2 separate regions of the Homo sapiens genome follow, and region 1 is linked to region 2. The links are chromatin contacts, found by Hi-C or POLR2A ChIA-PET in ENCODE. All regions are on one chromosome and are shown on one strand. Each heading gives the region's core, a stretch centred on a gene start or an enhancer-like site at or near the end of the contact. The rest is flanking DNA. Distances are from core to core; before and after follow the strand shown. Region 1 overlaps MAML3 (mastermind like transcriptional coactivator 3). Region 2 overlaps MAML3 (mastermind like transcriptional coactivator 3).

Evidence for each region. A loop is a pair of places that touch in the nucleus more often than their neighbours do. ChIA-PET counts read pairs that join two places held with the same protein, here RNA polymerase II (POLR2A).
Region 1: a map of cardiac septum shows a loop between it and region 2 (2.5-fold over the local background). The contact joins two enhancer-like sites. A Hi-C loop is called at or near these places in 2 of 168 maps with a recorded cell type or tissue (cardiac septum and endothelial cell of umbilical vein). POLR2A ChIA-PET finds 5 or more read pairs at or near these places in 3 of 52 experiments (H1, SK-N-SH and activated T-cell).

What each region holds. Positions count from the first base shown.
Region 1 is chr4:139,886,830-139,889,529 of GRCh38, forward strand. It overlaps MAML3 (mastermind like transcriptional coactivator 3), which reads right to left. Exons shown (of 5, transcript NM_018717.5): 2 at 2,528-2,700. Among named protein-coding and RNA genes, the nearest start is that of MGST2, 220 kb to the left of the region's middle. RefSeq lists an enhancer at 1,218-1,357. Within about 2 kb of position 1,307, at least 6 of the 41 ENCODE cell types and tissues checked have a DNase peak (open chromatin) inside an H3K27ac peak, as active enhancers do.
Region 2 is chr4:140,003,456-140,006,197 of GRCh38, forward strand. The region is part of intron 1 of MAML3 (mastermind like transcriptional coactivator 3); the gene reads right to left. Among named protein-coding and RNA genes, the nearest start is that of MAML3-AS1, 120 kb to the right of the region's middle. Within about 2 kb of position 1,281, at least 19 of the 41 ENCODE cell types and tissues checked have a DNase peak (open chromatin) inside an H3K27ac peak, as active enhancers do.

The sequences.
Region 1 (2,700 bases), core at 57-2,556, 120 kb before region 2:
TTCCCTGTTTTTTGAAATATACAGGAAGTAAGCGCATTCCTATTCATTTCTGAGATGGCATTTTATACAAATGTTCCAAATAAGTAAACATCTGTAAAAGACAATTTTCTTGAAATAAACGTGCCTAAAAGGCTTTGCTGCTGAAGTCATTCATTAAAACGAAATGTTGATCATGGTCATTGTGATCAACAAAGAATAAAGTGAGTTTTCACTAGCAATAGCAGAAAACGAAACTGAACTAAACCTATGTATAATTATATTTTATATCGTACCTGTAATTCGTGCTCGTATTTGTGGAATGTACCCGCATATAATGTAATGAACTATTCTGAGAACTATGTAAATACTGCTTCACAATCAGATAAAAACAAGAAATAAATGATATGTTTGCAGAAAGACATTCACATGTTTATATATGTATTTTGAAGCTCGTTTCAAACAGTGGTGAGTTAATATTTCATTAAAAAGCACGCTTTTACCTGATGAGATTTTGTGAGGTTAAGAAGTGATTATTCTAATGAGGACTCACAAAAGAACATTCTGTCCACACTGAAAATACTTCGTGAGACGAGAGAAGAGAGGAGGAGCACACAGATTTAATCCAGAAAAACATCACTTTGCTTCTTCAGCTGACTGAGCTCTTTCAAAACATGACCTCTGCAGCTACCAGCTTCAGTGACACATAGTTAGGCAGGCATAAGGACCTCAAAGAAGTACCCTTAAAACTCATGTTCCCGCAAAGACAGGAACTTGTCCCAAGTTGGCACATTTTGAAAGACATTTAGTGGGGGTGAGGATAGGTGCATCATTGCACTCACATGTCTGCAGAGCCTGTGAACTGGAATTAATTATTCATCTTTGGTCTGGCTTGAAGGAAATACTCTACTGTAGCTAGTGTAAGAACAGCGAATGTAGAAGCACAATTTGTATTAACAACAGACCATTCTGACAGCTTGTGATCTCATAAACCTTCTGACACGCCTGGGCTACTACAAACATTCATGTATATTGCCTATATTTCTGCCTGCTTCAGAACTTAATCTGGAGTATATAAAATGCTGTTATCTCCCCAATGGTATATATTCTTAATGAAACTAAGATAATATATAGAAGTTCACATTTCAATGATATTTTTCTAGTAGCTACTGATTGCAGTCAATGTAAACCAAGTTATACTTTTATTTATCCAGACGGAATCTTTAGAGCCGGCTGGCATGTGCAGACAAGAAGCCACTGTGAGGTTTGGGGGTTGTAAGGCTGAGGACAAGAATGAAGCCACAGAGCTCAGGCCTGTCTCTGCAGGCCAGCACCACCTCCAGCCCTGCAGCTCCATCAAGCTTGGGGTTTCGGGGGTGGGGTGGGGCACTCCAGGAGCTACAAGATGCAAATAACCAAGTGAGGCAAGATCTGCCTGCGTTATTTCCCAGTGCTTCTAAAGTACTCAACTGTGGACACCTACCCAAGCACTAGTTAGAACCTGTTTAGACATGAGGGCCTCTAAAGCAAAGACTTTTCTGCAAATTCTCCAAGTAAAATGACCATGTCTGCATCCTGGAAGAATTGAGGCACAGCACAGCAACTGGCAGTAAGATGATCTCTCTTGAATTCATCCATGTAGGGCAGGGGGAGTCGCTTTAATGGGCATTTCCCCACTCTCTCCTTCAGGGTAGAACAAATGTTATATTAAAGGAGCTTTGGCTGTTTGCCACTGGTCAGGATGAAGAGACTGAAAAGCTTGTCAATGACTATTCACTTCCCGACTGGTTGCTGCTCATTTTTTACCATGCATACCAAGAGCCCAACCTCCCATGAAGGAGGACAGTGGGAAAGTAGAGACTTTAATACAGCACTAAGATATATTCACCATCACATTTTCCTGAAATAGAGCTGATTGTATCAGAGAGGTTTCATTGCACTCCCAAGTAAGAAGACTGAACCAGCTTCTAACTGTTGCTAGTCTAGCAGCAAGTGTTTAAACATTATAAGGTCCTACAAAAATCTACCCTCCACTTCACTTTGAAAATCCAGAAAGCTCTCCTATATTTGAATATCAACAAGCCAAATTTCCCATTATTCATAATTCAGTAGGACAGCTGAAGGCTGCTCAGGGCCTTATAAAACTGTTGTAGACAGCCCTGAATGTCCCCTGCTTCCCACCACCCAGAGCCTGGGATCATGCAAGCTGGGAGAGAAGCTACAGAGGTAGTGCCGTGTTTGGTGGAGTGACCTCTGCAGCCTCCCTCCCTCAGAGTGAGAATTTTATGTAATTCTTATCTGCAGTTGGGAATAAAAGAAGTTTGATTCCTAGACACTGAAATACACGAAAGTTTATCATGCCACCCTTTTCCATTTCTTAGGAGAAATGGAAAAAGAACACTCCAAACCTGGCCACTACCTGAGGATGTGTAAAGAGGTTTTCTGCAGGCAATTAGACCCCACTACAGTGGAAGCTTGTAGAACATCACACATCGACAGTCTGAAATGCACCACAAGAACTGCTCGAAGAGTGTGTCACTTTCACACTTACCTGACCGTGGGATGGAAGTGCAGCGTAAGCCATGGGCTGATTCATCACTCCTTTCTGCTTCATGAGAAGCAGGCGTTTCTGGTCTTCGCTCAGGTGTGCCCTGGGGGCCTGGAGCTGTGGAGGTGGCGGCTGCTGCTGCTGCTGCTGCTGCTGTTGCTGTTGCTGCTGCTGTT
Region 2 (2,742 bases), core at 31-2,530:
CAAGCAGACATGAGAATCCTGGCATGTCAGGGGCCAAGGATGATGTCCTTGAGGCCAATATGATTCAACTCGAATAGCTGAGAAGGGCTGCAAGAAATACAGTGTCCTATCTCACTGGCTTTGTCACAAAGGGTTAACACTAGACAATTTTCTTTTTCTGTGCTTTCGTGTACCCCATTTTAAAGTGAGGATAATAACATTTTGCCAGCAACGTCTGTCAAAGGGGACTGAGATACTAACATGTGCCTCTGAAGGAGTCTTGAAAGAGCACCAGATTCAAGTCCTAGCTCAGCTAGAACTCTGTGTCCTAGGAAACATCCCAAAACATCCCTTAAGTTCAGTTTCCATGTCTGTGACAATCAAGGATTGGGCTCCTTGAATTAAGTCTGCCCCAGGTATATGATTTCCATACGTGAAGTGCTTTAAGTTCCCACAAGGAAAGTTTCTGTGTAAATTACAAATGGCTTTAAGAGCCCTGTCAACTCAACCTTCCTCCCATTCCTGCTCTCCGCACAAGCAAGAGAATCACTTAGAAAGCATTGTAAGCTATAGGCAATGGGAAGAAAAGGAGAGAGACTGCACACAGGCACTTTAAGGTAAGGCTGCACCAAGCCCTTAATGCTTTACTTTGCACGAGACAGAATGTGGATTAGCGTGTTTATTTCAGAAGCCTTTCTGAACACCATACCTGGCTATTTAAATTCACAAGGCATTTGTTGTCACACTTTGTCTCATATTAACAATGGCACAGAAGGCACTGGCAGTTCTCTCAATATTCTCACCCCAGAATATTGGTGGATGGGGGTATTACTCAATGGCACAGTTTCTTTACTTATTATGAATGTGCTAGGGAAGGACCATTTACCCCCACTCCCCTAGCACCCAGTATTTTTAACTAAAAGCTGTTACTTCAAGAACGTAATTCCCAGATCCACACAGGGGCACTGTCAGTTTTAAAGGCATCGCATCTTGTTTCCTCACTTCTTTGAAGCTCATAAGAAACCTCTCCTTCTGAGCGTCTACTTCACCTAAATGATCTCAAATTCCTTGAATCACAAAACCAGTAAGAAAGGGAGGGGTTTGGGGAGGGGGCAGGGGAGAGTAGTGAGGAGAGAAAGAAAGAAAATGGGATGAACAGTGGCTTAGTGCAACGGGCTGCGAGTGTGTGACACAAGATACCCACCGCAGACAAAGAACGCCATGAGACTCGCAGGGAGACAATGACGGCTCCAGGAAAAACGCAGCGCTCACGGGGCTGGCGAGGGAGCCTGGCGCAGCTCCCTTCCCAGACCCGCTCTCCCTGCCAGCCCAGGGCTCCCAGCAGCTGCTCCCCAGTAGAGAGACACATGGTCATTTCCTAGCCGAAAGGAGGGCTACCGTTTTCCTTAGGTTTTTTTTTTAACATAAGAAATAACTCCTCCCTATCATCATATTCCCCAGATATAGCTGTATTTTCAACTACCAAAAACCAAACAGAATGATTTTTGTTTCCTTAAGAGTTTAGAAATTCTTGTGAAACAAAATAATCAGGAAGAAAACAAAAGTTCAGCAAAGTAGCTAAAATCTGTACTTCAAAAAACACAGGTAGAAAACATTTTGGTTAAGTGTGCTGGGGTGCTGGTGAATGTGGAGGACGGGCTTTGAACAATGCAGTGGGTTAACTCAGTGGTGTTGCTACCCTTTGTCCTGGTTAGTTCAAATGGTTAAGACAATGCAGAGGGCTAGGATTTTTCCTGTTTCACCTCTCCTCTTTCCCAGAAACTATCTGGAGCAGGTTGATTCACTAGAGATTCCTAATCCTCCTTGGCAGAAAGAGAAATGTGAATTTGACAAATAATATGCATAAAATATTCCTTAACCTGGAAACATTAGGAGGAAATAATCAATTCAGAAGAACTGAAATAAAAAACTAAACATAGAAAAGTGCTGCTGCCAGGCAGCTGTCCTCCAATGTTGGAAACATGATCACCACAGGACTAGATCTGTTTAAAACCACTATCTGTTTACAAACAAAGCACTTACTAAATAACGCTCCAGGTAATGGATGATGACAGGAATAGGGCTTGCTCTTTTAAATAACAACAGATTGGAAAAATATTTCAATACCATCAGACAACAAATTAAAATGAAACATCTTTTCTAACTGGAAAAATGCAGATCTAGCTGGGAAAATTGATTTCTACCCATCCTCCATCCTCCCAAAAGAAGATTAGAAAGAGAAAACTGAAAATCATACATCCTGGAGATGAACTTTGTTAATGAGCGCCATAAACATTCACAGGGAGCTAGGCTCCTATTTCATAGGTTTTTGAAAAAAATATTCTAATATGCACACGTGAGTCAAACAGACTGCAGTAAAATGCATCTGATGTTTAATTGTTTTAATACACTGCAAGAGGGAGTGAAGCCTTGTCACTCACCAGATGAAATCTGATCTCTCTCAAATCATCTCACCCAATAGTGTTAAAGACATTACTGCTGTGACATAATTCAACCTCAAGACATCTTATGGGAAACATAGGTCAGTTTTAAAGCACCAGGTGGATAAACAGACATTCATTATTCAGTCTCCTGACCTTGAATTTCGGGGGTTCTATAGTCATCTTTTGTTTGGAGGCTGCCACTTGAGATATCGTGTGCCATGCAAGGGCTTTCCAGATTTAAGTGGACTTTATCGAGTAAGATGACTCTTTTTTATGAGAACACATAAGATGCCAAAACATATGCTTCTGTCTTGTTCCT